2 separate regions of the Homo sapiens genome follow, and region 1 is linked to region 2. Evidence: read pairs that join two places in POLR2A ChIA-PET (ENCODE). Cell type or tissue: HepG2. All regions are shown on one strand.

Region 1 (8,000 bases), 180 kb before region 2:
TGCCACCACACCCTGCTAATTTTTCTATTTTTAGTAGAGACGGGGTTTCACCATATTGGCAAGGCTGGTCTCAAACTCCTGACCTTGTGATCTGCCCGCCTCGGCCTCCCAAAGTGCTGGGATTACAGACGTGAGCCACCCCACCCAGCTGAAAACTGTCTTCTTAAGTGCTACACAACCAATGCAAATAGAACTTTCTGGGATAATTATAAATGTTCCATATTTACTCTCTCTAAAATGGTAGCTATTAGCCACATGTGGCTACTGAACACTTGAAATGTGACTGATGAAACTGAAAAAATAAATGTTTATTTAAATGAATTTTATTCAATTTAAATTTTGTGGTAGAAAACATGTAACAAGGCCTGGCACGATGGCTCACACCTGTAATCCCAGCACTTTGGAAAGTTAAGGCAGGCGGATCACGAGGTCTAGGAGTTCGAGACCAGCCTGGCCAATATACAAAAATTAGCCAGGCATGGTGGCTTGCGCCCATAGTCCCTGCTACTCGGGAGGCTGAGGCAGAAGAATCAGTTGAACCCAGGAGGCGAAGGTTGCAGTAAGCTGAGATAGTGCCACTGCACTCCAGTCTGGGTGACAGAGCAAGACTCTGTCTCAAAAAAAAAAAAAAAAAAGAAAAAGAAAAAGAAAGAAAAAGAAAAGAAAAAAGAAAACATGTAACAAAATTTACTATCTTAACCACTAAGTATACAGTACTGTTAACTATATGCACATAGTACAACAGATGTCTAGAACTTTTTCTTCTTGCAAAAAACAAACTCTATAACCACTGATTTCCATTTAAATTGTATTTATATACATTTTAATCCTTAGAATGTAAATAGCCACATACATAGCCCATGGCTAACATACTGCACAACACAGGTATAGCAAACTGTTAATTCCCATGTTTTGCTTTTATGAGTTCTATATTTTATATCACTCTAAACTTCTGCAACTCTACTTTCATAGAAGTACAATAATATCCAACAAACAAGACCACAATATAAAACGCTGGAGACAGTGACAGAGACCTATCACTGAATTTCCTACACAGTCTTAAGCATAGCACTTGTTTTCCTCAGCTAATAAAGACTGAAGCTTTAAGCTACTGATTATCACAGTGTGGTCCACAGAGTCCTGGGCATCTCTGTAATGCTATTAAAGCAGGTGTGGGAGGTGAAATATTTTCGTAAAATAAATACTAAGATGTCACAGGCCTGTGCTGATATTTTCAACAATGATAGAAAAGCAAGGTGGATGTAGCTACTAGTAAATCTTAAATATATACTCAGGAAATCTGAGATTTCACTAAGTAAATCTTACATATACTTAGTGAAAACCAAGGCAATGATAGTCATTGTATTCTTCATCCCTAAGCCTTCACGACAAATTAAACTTTTTTTTAAAAAAAAAAAAAGGAAAGAAAAAAAAAAGCCAGTTCTTAAGAATGTCACTTCTTTATTTAACTTTTCAATTTTTCTTATTCTACAGGTAATTGACAAAAGAATGTCACTTCTGTAACAGAATGTATCACTTTTTAAGTTGAAATAATTATAGATTTACACGGAATTTGAGAAATAAAACAGAGCTCCCATATACTCTTCATCTAGTTTCCCTAATGGTAATATCTAACTACAGTACAGTACAACAGCCAGAAAAACCACATCGATACAATCCATCAACCTTATTCAGATTTCCTGAGTTTCACTACAGATGCATGCACATCTGTGTGTATATTTAGTTCTATGCAATTTTATCACATGTATAAATTCATATAACCACCATTACAGTCAAAATACAAAATATTCCTTGACAAGGATCTGTGGTATTACCCTACCCTACCTACCCTATTAATAGCCACAAATATCTTCCTTCTTGCCTCACTCCTCTCCCTTGACAACCACAAATTTATCCTCCATCTCTATAATTTGGTCATTTAAAGAATGTTATATAAATAAAACAGTAAACTAACAAAATTTAGCATGTCTTTTTAGTATACTGTATTGATCAAGTGAGAAGACATAAAACAGTTCAGAGGTAAATTAGTAGTACTAAGGAAAAGCACTTGTAACACCATTAGAGTTATAAACTGAACTAGCCACTTTTTCTTGCAATGCCATTTTACTTGAAAGAAGGATAAACTATGCTTATACACATGGGTATGTGGCAGACATTTTTATTAGTAGATACAATGCACATAGGATTGAGAAGCCCAAAGAGTTCTATTTAAGAGTATAAAGGGATCCTGAAGTATAAAAGTTTGAGAACACTGGCCTATATTGATATTAGAACTAAAAGTTTTCCTCCTTTACCTCTTGCTATTTAATTATTAAACATTTACATTATCCATCCTTAAGTTTTTGTCTTAAAAAAAAATCCAACATTCTCATTCCTAAGGGTTTCGGGACAGTCGTTTACTATTCCATATTTCCACAGGTATGGCACATTATTTTATTGTGACCCTAAAATGGTTTTCCATTCACATTGCTTAGAGGCACCTGCAACCTCATGAGAAATTTTTTCCCCAAGTCTGTATAATTAGTGCACATTTCAAATCCCACTGCAATAAAATGCTTGAAATAAGAGAAGTAGCAAAAATTCTATTGATGCATATCTGCTTCATAAAGCAGGACACTTTTTGCTTCAAAAACATGTGTATCTGCTTCAAAAACACAGGACATCACCAAGATAACAGACTACGATGATCCAGGTCCACATCACCCAATGAAAACACCAAGTGAACAACATACCGACCAAAGTACCTTTGTAAAAACTCAAGAAACCGGTAAGAACCTGGAGAACTGGAGAACAGAAGCCAATAGGATTCACAAAGAATAAACTTTTGTGACTGAACAAACAAGCTCCCTGTCCAGACCAACAAAAAGTAGGGAGGAAGATGGCGGATAGGAGACAGGATTAACGTGCAGCTCCCACTTGGATGGACAGAACAACATGTGGAGATTCACACCATGGACTTTTGTGCCAAGAACCACCATAGGAACATATCGGGAAAACAGAAAGAATCCACAGATCCTCTAAAAGAAGTGGCACGCCGCTGTAAATTCCACAAGACAGGTGAGAAACCGTGAGTTCCCCAAGTGTAAAAGCAGGAAAACCCGCCTCCGAACACACATTCCCACTGAAAAAACTGAAAATCCAGATTACAGGAGAAGGATTTAACCTTACCTAGAACTAAAGCAGATTTAGTGCGGAATATGAAAGTAGAAGCAGTAGCAAGAAGAGCTTTGTAAGCACTCACATTCTCCAGCTAGAGTCCAGGGAAGCTATCCCTGACTATATCTCAGAGGGGCCCTCAGGGAAGGAAGCCGGCAGAATCTGGGAGGGATCACAGTGTGAAAGAAGCTGCCAACTCAACTGTGTAATAATTTCAACCAGACGCAAACTCTCTCAAGCAGTTAAGAATCTGCGGCAGCCAACTAAATGCCCCATCGAGAAAAAGCCACACTCAAAACAATATAGGAAATTTTTTAAAATATTAAAATAAAGAACAATAATTTGTAAGGCAGCCACAGAAAAAATTTTTTTAATGTATATATGTATGTATATTTAGAGGTTGCCCTTGCTCCAATCCCTCCTCATTGAGGCCAAGTTGGGAGGAATCCACCTAATTCTAAGATGCTCCATCATGACAGAAGGAAAAGAGTGGAACTTGTTTGCATCGTTCTGGCTTGTCTGGGGGTGCTGCTCATGGGACTGATTACTGTTTCACCTGATGCAAAGTTCGGATGGGAAGAGTGGCTTAGTTGAGAGCTACAGGGATGTCACCGATCTGCCAGTGCTAGAGGGACAAAAGACAAAGGGCAGAGGAACACAACAGAACATCTAACATGCCACTCTTAGATCAAGGCAGCTAAAAGCACTGATACATCCCAGGAATCTGGGGAAAAGTGTTCACATAGGCCCAGTGAATATACAAACACAGAAAAGGTCAACAAGACCTTAAGCCTTCACACCAGGCTGATACTCCTGATGTTACCCATCATGGAATCAGTCCACAAAGATTAGAACAGCTGGCTATTTAAGTGCTCGACTTTGAACAAATATCATAAAGTATAGAAATAGGCTGGGCACAGTAGCTCATGCCTGTAATCCCAGCACTTTGGGAGGCTGAGGTGGGTGGATCACCTGAGATCAGGAGTTCGAGACCAGCCTGGCCTACATGGTGAAACTCCGTCTCTACTACAAATATAAAAATTAGCTGGGCATGGTGGTGGGTGCCTATAATCCCAGCTACTTGGGAGCTGAGGCAAGAGAATTGCTTGAACCTGGGAGGTGGAGGCTGCAGTGAGCCGAGATCATGCCACTGCACTCCAGCCTGGGTGACAAAGCGAGACTCCATCTCAAAACAAAACAAGTTGTTGTTGTTCTGAAAGAATTATCACCGGTGGAGGCGCTGGCATAATTCAGCTGTTTTCAAGGATGTTGTGATTGTGGTTGTCTGGCCCAGTTCAAAAGTTAAAGACAAGTTCCTGGGGTATTTGGTTTTTATTTCTTTTTAACTCTTATTTTAGGTTCAGGAGTGCATGTGCAGCTTTGTTAAACAGGTAAATTGTGTGTCACAGGGGTTGCGTGTGTACAGATATTTTGTCACTTGGGTAATAAGCACAGTATCTGGTAGGCAATTTTTTGATTCTCACCCTCCTCCCACCATCCATCGTCAAGTAGGCCCCAAGGTCTGTTGTTCCTTTCTTTGCATCCATGTGTACTCAGTGTTTAGCTCCCACTTGTAAGTGACAAGATGCAGTATTTCGTTTTCAGTTCCTGTGTTAGTTCAGTTAGGATAATGGCTTTCAGCTCCAGACAAACACCTTTTTTTTTTTTTTTTTGGTATGGAGTCCTATGCTGTCACCCTGGCTGGAGTGCAGTGGCACAATCTTGGCTCACTGCAACCTCTGTCCCCTGGGTTCAAGCAATTCTCCTGCCCAGCCTCCCTAGTAGCTGGGATAAGAGGCATGCACTACCACACCCGGCTAGTTTTAGTATTTTTAGTAGAGACGGGGTTTTTGCCATGTTGGCCAGGCTGGTCTTGAACTCCTGATCTCAAGTGATCTGCCTGCCTTGGCCTCCCAAAGTGCTGGGATTATAGGCGTGAGCCACCATGCCCAGCCTCTAGACAAAGACTTTTAAACTGTCCTAAATACACTCAATAAGCTAAAGAAAGGTGGTGGGGGGGAGGAGAGACCTAAATGAAATCAGAAAAAAGATACATAAATAGAGAATATTAACAAAGAGATAGAAATAGTTTAAAAAAAAAAGGAGGGGGGGAAGAAAAGAAACAAATTCTGGAGCTGAAAAAATAACTGAATTGAAAAATTCACTAGAAGAGTACAAAAGCAGTCTCTAATAACAGAACAAAGAATTAGTGAACTTAATGAAAAGTTATTTGAAATAATCCAGTCTGAGAAGCAAAAATTAAAAAGAATAAAGAAAAGGTAACAGAACCGAAGGGACTTATGAGACACCATCAAGCAAATCAATATTCACATTACAGAAGAAGAGAGAGGAAAAGGAACAGAAAGATTATTTCAAAAAAAATAATGGGGGAAAACTTCCCACATTTGAAGACATGGATATATGATAGCAAGATACTCAATGAACCCCACATAGGAAAAAAAACCAAAGAGACCCACATGGAAACACATATTCAAAATGTCAAAAGTAAAAGACAGGCTAGGTACAGTGGCTCATGCTTGTAATTGCACCACTTTGGAGGGATCAAGACAGGAGTTCAAGAACAGCCTGGGGAACACAGCAAGAACCTGTCTATACAAAAAACAAATTTTTAAGGTAAAAAACAATGGAAAAGAATTTCGAGAGCAGCAAGATCAAACTGAATCATGACAAGCAAGGGATCCTCAATAAGATTATCAGCAGAAACTTGCAGACCAGAAGGTAGTAGAATGACATTATTCAACATGCTGAAAGGAAAGAAAAAAAAAAAAAAAACCCTATCACATGAGAATTCTATATCCAGCAAAATTTTAATTCAAAAATGAGGGAAGAATTAAGACATTCCCAAATTTTAAATTAATGAAATTAATAAGCTGAGAAAGTTCATTACCATAAGACATGCCCTACAAGAAATGACCAAAGATTCTTCAAATTGAGAAGAAAGGGAACTAGACAGTAACTAAAAACCGTATGAAAATATAAAGTTCTCCAGCAAAGATAAATACATGGACAAATATATAAGCCTCTATTATTAAAATTTTGGTTCATAAGTCCAGTTTTTATTCTTTTACAGGATTTTAACAGACAAAAGCATAAAAATCTAAGGGCACACACTATATAAAGATGCGATTTGTGACATCAATAACAAAGTTGGAGAGGCCTGAGGTGAAAAGAAGTACGGTTTTTGTAACCAACTGATGTTAAATTATTATCACCTTAAAATACATATTTATAACTTCATGATTTTACATGAAATCCCTCTGATAATCATCCCAAACAAATTCTGTAGACTACACATAAAATGAAACAAAAAGAGAATCAAAATGTGTCACTACAAAAACTCAACTAAGCACAACAAAAGGCAGTAAGGGAGGAAATGAGGCAGACTCTTAAAAAAGATACTTGTGGCCAGGTGTGGTGGCTCATACCTGTAATCCCAACACTTTGAGAGGTGGAGGTGGAAGGATTACTTGAGCCCAGGAATTGGAGACCAACTTGGTCAACACTGTGAGACTCAACTCTACCAAAAATAAATAATTAGTTGGGTGTGGTGATGTACTCCTGTAGTCTCAGCTACTCCAGAGGCTGAAGGTCAAGGCTACAGTGAGCCATGATCGCGTCACTGCACTCCAGCATGGGTGACAGTATGAGACCCTGTCTTAAAAAAAAACAATAAAAGGACGGGCACGGTGGCTCATGCCTGTAATCCCAGCACTCTGGGAGCCCGAGATAGGTGGTCAAGAGTTCAAGACCTGAGGTCAGGAGTTCAAGACCAGCCTGACCAATACGGTGAAACTCCATCTCTACTAAAAAATATAAAAATTAGCTGGGCATGGTGGTGTGCACCTGTAGTCCTAGCTACTCGGGGGCCTGAGACAGGAGAATCATTTGAACCCAGGAGGCGGAGGTTGCAGTGAGCCGAGATCACGCCACTGCACTCCAGCCTGGTGACAGAGCGAGACTCTCATTTAAAAAACAAAACAAAACGAAACAAAACAATAAATATTTCCACACCCATGTTCATATCAGCATTATTCACAATAGCTAAAAAGGTAGGAGCAGCCCAAGTGTTCACTGACAGATGAATGGACAAGCAAAATGTGGCACATACATACAAAAAAATATTATTCATCCTTTAAAAAGAAGCGAGTTCTCACACATTACAACATGGATGAGCTTTGAGGACATTATTCTAAATGAAATAAGCCAGTCACAAGAAAACAAATACTGTTTGATTCCACTTCTATGAGGTACCGACACCATGGCAAATCACAGAGAAAGAAAATAAAATTGTGGTTGGCAAGGGATGGGGAGAGGAGATAATGGGGAGTTAGAAGTTTAGTGTCCTTGGCCGGGCGCAGTGGCTCACGCCTGTAATCCCAGCACTTTGGGAGGCCGAGGTGGGTGGATCACGAGGTCAAGAGATCGAGACCATCCTGGCCAACATGGCAAAACTCCGTCTCTACTAAAAATGCAAAAAATTAGCTGGGCGTGGTGGCGGGCACCTGTAGTTCCAGCTACTCGGGAGGCTGAGGCAGGAGAATGGCGTGAACCCAGGAGGTGGAGCTTGCAGTGAGCCAAGATCGTGCCACTGCACTCCAGCCTGGATGACAGAGCAAGACTCCGTCTCAAAAAAAAAAAAAAAAAAAAAAAAAAAGAAGTTTAGTGTCCTTAATCCAAATGCTCCAAAATCTGTAAATTTGTGAGAGTTGGCATGAAACAAAAAAATTTAAAAAGCTCATTGGAGCACTTGAGATTTTCAGACTAGGAATGCTGAACCTGTAAATAATGTAATTCTCCAAAAT
Region 2 (8,000 bases):
TACACCCAGCTCTAACCCACACCCAGCTCTAACCCACACCCAGCTCTAACCCACACCCAGCTCTAACCCACACCCAGCTCTAACTCACACCCAGCTCTAACCCACACCCAGCTCTAACTCACACCCAGCTCTAACCCACACCCAGCTCTAACTCACACCCAGCTCTAACTCATGGCCAGAAAGACACAGTGGTTAGGAGCTCAGGCTCTTGAGGCAGGTTGCTTGGGTTCAAATCTCAGCTCACTAGCTGTGTGACCTTGAGCAAAACATTTAATCTCTCTCTACTTCAGTCTTTTTTTTTTTTTTTTTTTTTTTTTTTAGACAGGGTCTCATTCTGTTGCCCAGGCTGGAATGCAGTGGCATGATCACAGCTCACTGCAGCCTTGCCCTCCTGAGCTCAGGTGATCCTCCCACTTTAGCCTCCTAAATAGCTGGAACTGTAGGCACATGCCACCATGCCTGGCTAATTTTTGTATTTTTGGTAGAGACAGGAGTTTTGTCATGTTGCCCAGGCTGATCTTGAACTCCTGGGCTCAAGCGATCCTCCCGCCTCAGCCTCCCAAAGTGCTGGGATTACAAGTGTGAGCCACTGCACCTGGCCTTCTTCAGTCTCTTTTTCTTTTCTTTTTTTTTTTTTTGAGACAGAGTCTTGCTCTGTCGCCCAGGCTGGAGTGCAGTGGCGCGATCTCGGCTCACTGCAAGCTCTGCCTCCCGGGTTCACGCCGTTCTCCTGCCTCAGCCTCCCGAGTAGCTGGGACTACAGGAGCCTGCCACCACACCCGGCTAATTTTTTTTGTATTTTTAGTAGAGACGGGGTTTCACCGTGTTAGCCAGGATGGTCTCGATCTCCTGACCTCGTGATCCGCCCGCCTCGGCCTCCCAAAGTGCTGGGATTACAGGCGTGAGCCACTGCGCCCGGTCTTCAGTCTCTTTATCTGCATTATAGTAACGATAATGATAGCATTGATCTCATAAGACATTGGTTTTTTTTTTTTTGTTTGTTTTTTTTTTTTGAGATGGAGTCTCGCTCTGTCACCCAGGCTGGAGGGCAGTGGCGCAATCTCAGCTCACTGCAACCTCCGCCTCCCAGGTTCACGCCATTCTCCTGCCTCAGCTTCCTGAGTAGCTGGGACTATAGGTGCCTGCCACCACACCCGGCTAATTTTTTATATTTTTAGTAGAGATGGGGTTTCACTGTGTTAGCCAGGAGGGTCTCAATCTCCTGACTTCGTGATCCACCTGCCTCGGCCTCCCAAAGTGCTGGGATTACAGGCGTGAGCCACTGCGCCCGGCCTCATAAGACTTCGTAATGAGTAAGTGAGAAAGTGCCTTGTGTGCAGTAAGCCCTAACAAAACCAAGACTTGAGCCAGCTCTTGTATTCAAGGTGAATGTAACACCTCGCATACACTCAGTTTGGTCATCCTCATAGCCGCCCATGGCTGGATCTGCCACAGTGACTTTGGGTTTGTCAGGACTTGAATCTCTGGACTGCCATTCCCTGACCGCTCACCCTATTTCTGGCCTAGAAGTAAAGGAAAACCAAGCTGCAGAAAGTTGTCCAGTGACACTGAATAGTGGGCAAAGCCCAGGCTCTGGAGTCCAGCCCAACCTGGGTTGGAATCTGAGCTTTGCAGCTTCCTGGCTGAGTTCCTTTTCCTCTCCATATTCCAGTTTCCTGCTAAGAACAACAACGTCTATCTTACAGAGCTGATTTGAGAATTAGAGGAGATAACATATGCAAAGCACTCGGGATGGGGCCAGGTCCAGAGGAGATGCTTGGGGGACAGTGACTCCCTTCCTCACTCTCCTGCTGCCATTCTGCCCCCTCCCCACTCTGGCACTGCCCACCAAGTTCAAAAGCGGCTGCTGCAGCTGTCGTTTCTGAAAATACACCCCTGGTTGCTTTTGTCTTTCCATCCAAGTCTTCCCCAAACCTTTAAACATCCCCAAATCAAGGGTTTCAAAAGACAAAAAGCCCAAGCTGACTTATCCAGACCACTCTGTTGGCAAATGTCCCAGAGGATCTTGCTCTGCCAGTCACCAAGTTTGACCTTCAGCTCCCTCAGTCAAATTCACTCACATTTGACAAGATCAATGAGAAAAATAGGCAGCGATGATCAAAAGGGCCGACCAAGGCTCTTGGGGCAACTATCCCAGCGGGATTTCATGCCATACAAAAGTGCATGCAGGGGGTGTTCCATAAAAGCTCCTCCACTCGCAGGCATCCCTCATGCCTAGAGACACCAAAAAATGGTTCCCATGACAACACTGCTGCAAATGTTATATATAAATGTGTGTGTGTGCTCCTGTGTGTACATGGTCACACAGAGATGCATGGAAATAAACTCTTGGCACAATTTTTTCCTGTTCCAAACATGAAATAACCTACAAGGATTGATTGCTGGAGAAAAGACGATAAAGGCTTTGAACAAATACACTTCCAAAGGCCTGGCTTCCGTTGATTACACCTGTTTTGATGTGGGTCGGTTTTGTTTCCTGTACCTGGACTAGTAGATACTCAGTTTATAATTGTTGAAGGAATGGGTAATTGATGGGTAAGTAGAAGACTGGGAGGGAGAAAGAGAGGAAGAGAAGCAGCCTGAATGTCAGAGCTGGAGGGGCTCCTATGAGTATCCAGTCTAATCTAACCTGTTCTTTTTCTTTTTCTTTTTCTTTTTTTAAACGGAGTCTCGGTCTGTCATCAGGCTGGAGTGCAATGGCACAATCTCGGCTCCCTGCAACCTCCGCCTCTCGGGTTGAAGTGATTCTCCTGCCTCAGCCTCCCGAGTAGCTGGGACTACAAGCGCGCGCCACCATGCCCAGCTAATTTTTGTATTTTTAGTAGAGACGGGGTTTCACCATGTTGGCCAGGATGGTCTCTATATCTTGACCTTGTGATCCACCCACCTCGGCCTCCCAAAGTGCTGGGATTACAGGTGTTAGCCACCAAGCCCAGCCCTTTTTCTTTCTTTCTTTTTTTTAGAAATTTTTTATTTCCATACGTTTTTAGGAAACAGGTGGTATTTGGTTATATGAGTAAGTTCTTTAGTGGTGACTTGTGAGATTTGGGTACACCCATCGCCCAAGAAGTATACACTGAACCCAATTTGTGGTCTTTTATCCCTCACTCCCTTCCCATCCTTTCCCCTTGAGTCCCCAAAGTCCATTGTGTCATTCTTATGCCTTTGCATCCTCGTAGCCTAATTCCCACTTATGAGTGAGAACATACGATGTTCGGTTTTCCATTCCTGAGTTACTTCACTTAGAATAATGGTCTCCAATCCTATCCAGGTTGCTGTGAATGCCATTAATTCTTTCCTTTTTTATGGCTGAGTAGTATTCTATTGTGTGTGTGTGTGTGTGTGTGTGTGTGTGTGTGTGTGTGTGTGTGGTGTGTGTGTATTTCTTTATCCACTCATTGATTGATGGTAACCCCTTATTTTTCTGTTGGAGAAACTGGGGCTCAGAAAAGGGAAGGAATCTTGTTAAAAGCTACAAAAGAAATTGCCAGCAGAACTCCAGTCCCAGAAATCCATTAAGTAAGCACTTAATAAGTGAGTTAAATTTCTTAAATTTCTATGTGAATAATAAACATATATTGAACAATTATTACGTGCCAGCAACTGTGCTAAGTACTTCATAGACATTATCTCATTTACAATTTAAAAATATGCAAAAGATGTGTTAGAATTCCCATTTAACAAAAAGGGAAACTGCAGCTCTGAAGGCTGGGCGTGGTGGCTCATACCTGTAATCCCAGCACTTTGGGAGGCTGAGGAGAGGAGAATCACTTGAGCCTAGGAATTCAAGACCAGCCTGGGCAAAATGGTGAAACCCTGTCTCTACCAAAAATACAAAAATTAGCTGGGCTTGGTAGCATGTGCCTGTAGTCCCAACTACTTGGGAGGCTACGGTGGGAGGATCGCTTGACCCCAGGAGGCAGAGGTTGCAGTGAGCTGAGATCACGCCACTGTACTCCAGCCTGGGTGACAGAGTGAGATGGTCTTTAAAAGAAAAAAAAAAAGAAAAAACGAAGTCACTTGATGAAGTTTATAGAACTAGTTTATAGTTGGGGTGGGGTTTAAACCCAGGTCACTCAAACACCAGATTCTGAACACATTACTCAGTCTCCTTCTGAACTTAGGGCCAAGGGCGTGGGGCAGGGATTATCAGCTCCATTCTTGCAGATATCAGGAGCTGAGAAATGTGAAGTAACTTGCCCAAGTCAGGAAACTGAGGGGCAAGAACTAGAACTCACATTTTCAGGCACCCAGTCCAGAATTCCTTCAGCTTACTCACTGCCTTCTAACCAACATCTAAAAAACAGAAAGACTGGCTCCTGTCAGCCCGAGTCAGCCATCTCACTGGGCAAGGAGAGGGTACGCCCTTCAGCTGTCTGCATCCCAGGATTCGGTCTCCAGGAGGTGGACCCGGGGCCTATTCCAAGCGTCTCTTTGGGTTTTTCTGCCCTCTGGTGGTAAATCTTGAAACTAGCAAGAAACAGCTTGCCTGAACTTCCCAGCACGCTTCCTCTGTAGAACAAAGTTTTTGCCTTAGTGCTCTGGGAAAAAAAATGGAAATGGTACAAGAGGTTGAGGCAGCCAAGCATGGTGGCTCACACTGTAATTCCAGCACGTTGGGAGGCCAAGGTGGGAGGATTGCCTAAACCCAGGACTTCAAAACCAGACTGGTCAACATGGTGAGACCCTCATCTCTATAACAACTAAAAAATTAGCCAGGCGGTCCCAGCTACTCAGGAGGCTGAGGCAGGAGGATTGCTTGAGCCCAGAAGGTTGAGGCTGTAGTGAGCCGTGATTGCAACACTGTTCTCCAGCCTGGGTGACAGAGCGAGACCTTGTCTCAAAAAAATAATACATAAATAGGTTGGGTGTAGTAGCTCACTCCTGTAATCCCAGCACTTCGGAGGCCAAGGCGGGCAGATCACCTGAGGTCAAGACTTTGAGACCAGCCTGGCCAATATGGTGAAACCCCGTCTCTACTAAAAGTACAAAAGTTAGCTGGGCATGGTGGCAGGCGCCTGTAATCCCAGCTACTGGAGAGGCTGAGGTAGGAGAATTGCTTGAACCCTGGAGGTGGAGGGTGCAGTGAGCTGAGATGCCACTGCACTCCAGCCTGGGTGACAGAGTAAGATTCTGTCTTGAAAAAAATAAAAATAAATAAATAAATAAATAAAAGAGTTGGCTGGGTATGGTGACTCATGCCTGTAATTCTAACTCGGAGGCTGAGGCAGGTGGATCACCTGAGGTCAGGAGTTCGAGACCAGTCTGACCAACATGGTGAAACCCCGACTCTAATTTAAAAGAAAAAAAAATATATATATATACACATAAAAATTAGCTGGGCATGGTGGTGGACACCTGTAATCCCAGCTACTCAGGAGGCTGAGGCAGGAGAATCGCTTGAATCCAGGAGGCGGACGTTGCAGTGAGCTGAGATGGCGCCATTGCACTCCAGCCTGGGCTACAAGAGCGAAACTCCATCTAAATAAATAAATAAATAAATAAATAAAAATACAAAAGTAAAATAAAAAAGGGTTGAGGTTCAGTCTCCCTGCTGCCCTGGATGTGCCATGCTCCCCTTTTTTCTCTGCTTCCTGACTGTTCTCCCCATTTCCACTCTGGCTCTCCTCCGATCCATTCTCTGTGCAGCCTGCTGAACAGCTTTTCAAAGACCCAAACTAATCATGTGACTCGCTCCCTGCCTATACTCCCCAGTAGCTTCCCATTGCTCTCAGGATAAAGTCCAGTCGTCCTCTTATGACCCGTAGGATGCAGCGAATGGCCCCTGCCTCTCTCTCTCTCCATCCCCCCTCTCTCCATCATCTTCAGCTGCACTGGGCCTTCTTCCAGTTGCTTGCATATGTCCAAGCCTCTTCCTAATTCGGCGTTACAAATGCTGTTCCCTTTGCCTGGCACACCTAGAAAATTCCTACTTGTTCTTCAAGTCTCAGTTTAAAGGTACTTCCCTAGAGATACACTTTTTTTTTCTTTTTCTTTTTTTTTTTTTTTTTTTTTGAGATGGAGCCTCACTCAGTCCCCCAGGCTGAAGTGCGGTGGCACGATCTTGGCTCACTGCAACCTCTGCCTCCCAAGTTCAAGCAATTCTCCTGCCTCAGCCTCCCGAGTAGCTGGGATTACAGTCCCCCACTACCACGCCTGGCTAATTTTTGTATTTTTAGTAGAGACGGGGTTTCACCATCTTGGCCAGGCTGGTCTTGAACTCCTGACCTCGTGGTCCACCTGCCTTGGCCTCCCAAAGTGCTGGGATTACAGGTGTGAGGCACCATGCCTGGCTGAGATACACTTTTTTTTTTTTTAATTTTTGAGATAGGTTCTCACTCTTCACCCAGGCTGGGGTGCAATGGTGTGATCATGGCTCATTGCAGCCTCAACCTCTCAGGCTTAAGTGATTCTCCCACTTCAGCCTTCTGTGTAGCTGGGATCATAGGTGCATGCCACTATTCCTGGCTAATATTTTAAAAAGATTTTGTAGAGACGGGGGTCTCCCTATGTTGTACTGGCTGGTCTTGAACCCCTGGCCTCAAGTGGTTCTCCTACCTTGACTTCCCAAAGTATTGGGATTACAGGTATGAGCCACTACAACTGGCAGAGATACTTTTTTTTTTTTGAGACGGAGTCTCCCTCTGTCACCAGCCTGGAGTGCAGTGGTGCAATCTTGGCCCACTGCAACCTCCGCTTCCTGGGTTCAAGCAATTCTCCTGCCTCAGTCTCCCGAGTAGCTGGGACTACAGACGCATGCCACCATGCCCAGCTAATTTTTTTGTATTTTTAGTAGAGACGGGGTTTCACCATGTTGGCCAGGATGGTCTCGATCTCTTGACCTCGTGATCCACCCGCCTTGGCCTCCCAAAGTGCTGGGATTACAAGTGTGAGCCACCCCACCCAGTCCAGAAATACACTTTTATATTGCCCTGCACTTCCAGTTTTAGAGTATTCTTTGGAATTGTAGTTACTTGTCTGGTGACTGCCTTTTGCTTATTTTTAATTTTTTTATAGTGACGGGGCCTCACTATGCTGACCAAGCTGGTCTCAAATTCCTGGCTGTCCTTCTGCCTTGGCCTCCCAAAGTGTTGGGATTACAGGCGTGAGCCACCAGTTCCGGCCCAACCTTACTTCATAACTAACAAGAACCCTATCTCATTCCATGTTGTATTCCCAACACCTAGCACAATTCCTAGCACATGGTAGGTTCTGAATATTAGTTGAATGAATAAGTGAGTGAAGACAGCAAGCCAAAGAACTGGAAGCCGTTTGAGAATTCAGAAGTCGCTTGGGATCCTGCAATATCTCATCCGTGTAAGTCTCAGCTGCAGTTTATCCATTGCTTAAAGTCATATGCGTGGCTAATAATCAGGAACTAGTTACTTTCCTATTATATTAGCTCAAGGTATTATTCCTTAGGTAAAAATAGATTGTGTCTCACCACAGCACCACGGGAGTTTATTCCAGAACTTACTTTCCCTCATATCTCATAATGAACTGACTGTATCATCACCCAGAACAAGCCAGCGAATGACCATGGCAACCTTATTTTATGGTCTCCCACTATCTCACAACTAACTATACAGTCTTCACCACTGAAGTTAGAGAGGTGGCCACTTTGCATCTGTATTTCTGCACCATCAGATGCAGGTCTGGCAGCAGGAAGGGGCTGCTGCTGCAGGAATGCAGGGAGGTCTCAGCCTCAACAAGGCCCTTTCCCCTTGTAGAACACAAGTGTTAGGCTGCAGGGAAATGGCAGTGAACCTTCACCCCCAGGGCACATGTGAAGACCCACTGCAGCTGGGAGAAGAGGGAGGGATGGAAAACTATCCTCGACCCAGGATTGTATGCCAATACCATTACGAGGTTCCTACTTTTGGGAAAGGGGCAAGAAACTCTCACATAGGATCTGCCAAACGTACTAGGCAGAGTTTTGGTGCTGTGGAAAGGGGGAAGGAGCAAGATCACTGAGGAAG

The links. ChIA-PET counts read pairs that join two places held together with the same protein. Peaks named below come from ENCODE experiments on the same cell type or tissue, not always from the same donor. Only the 100,000 strongest peaks of a DNase experiment are listed, where the experiment ranks them.
Region 1: POLR2A ChIA-PET joins it to region 2 with 6 read pairs; 6 of 35 experiments call an interaction of 5 or more read pairs at or near these places.

The regions. Positions count from the first base shown.
Region 1 is chr1:21,009,803-21,017,802 of GRCh38, forward strand. All of the region lies in intron 4 of EIF4G3 (eukaryotic translation initiation factor 4 gamma 3), which reads right to left. Among named protein-coding and RNA genes, the nearest start is that of MIR1256, 25 kb to the left of the region's middle. In HepG2, no CTCF peak of the experiment used is centred here; a DNase peak (open chromatin) is centred at 3,909.
Region 2 is chr1:21,190,884-21,198,883 of GRCh38, forward strand. No RefSeq gene overlaps it. Among named protein-coding and RNA genes, the nearest start is that of EIF4G3, 18 kb to the left of the region's middle. In HepG2, a CTCF peak has its summit at 4,473 (motif pointing left); DNase peaks (open chromatin) are centred at 2,078 and 4,458; H3K27me3 peaks cover 382 bases.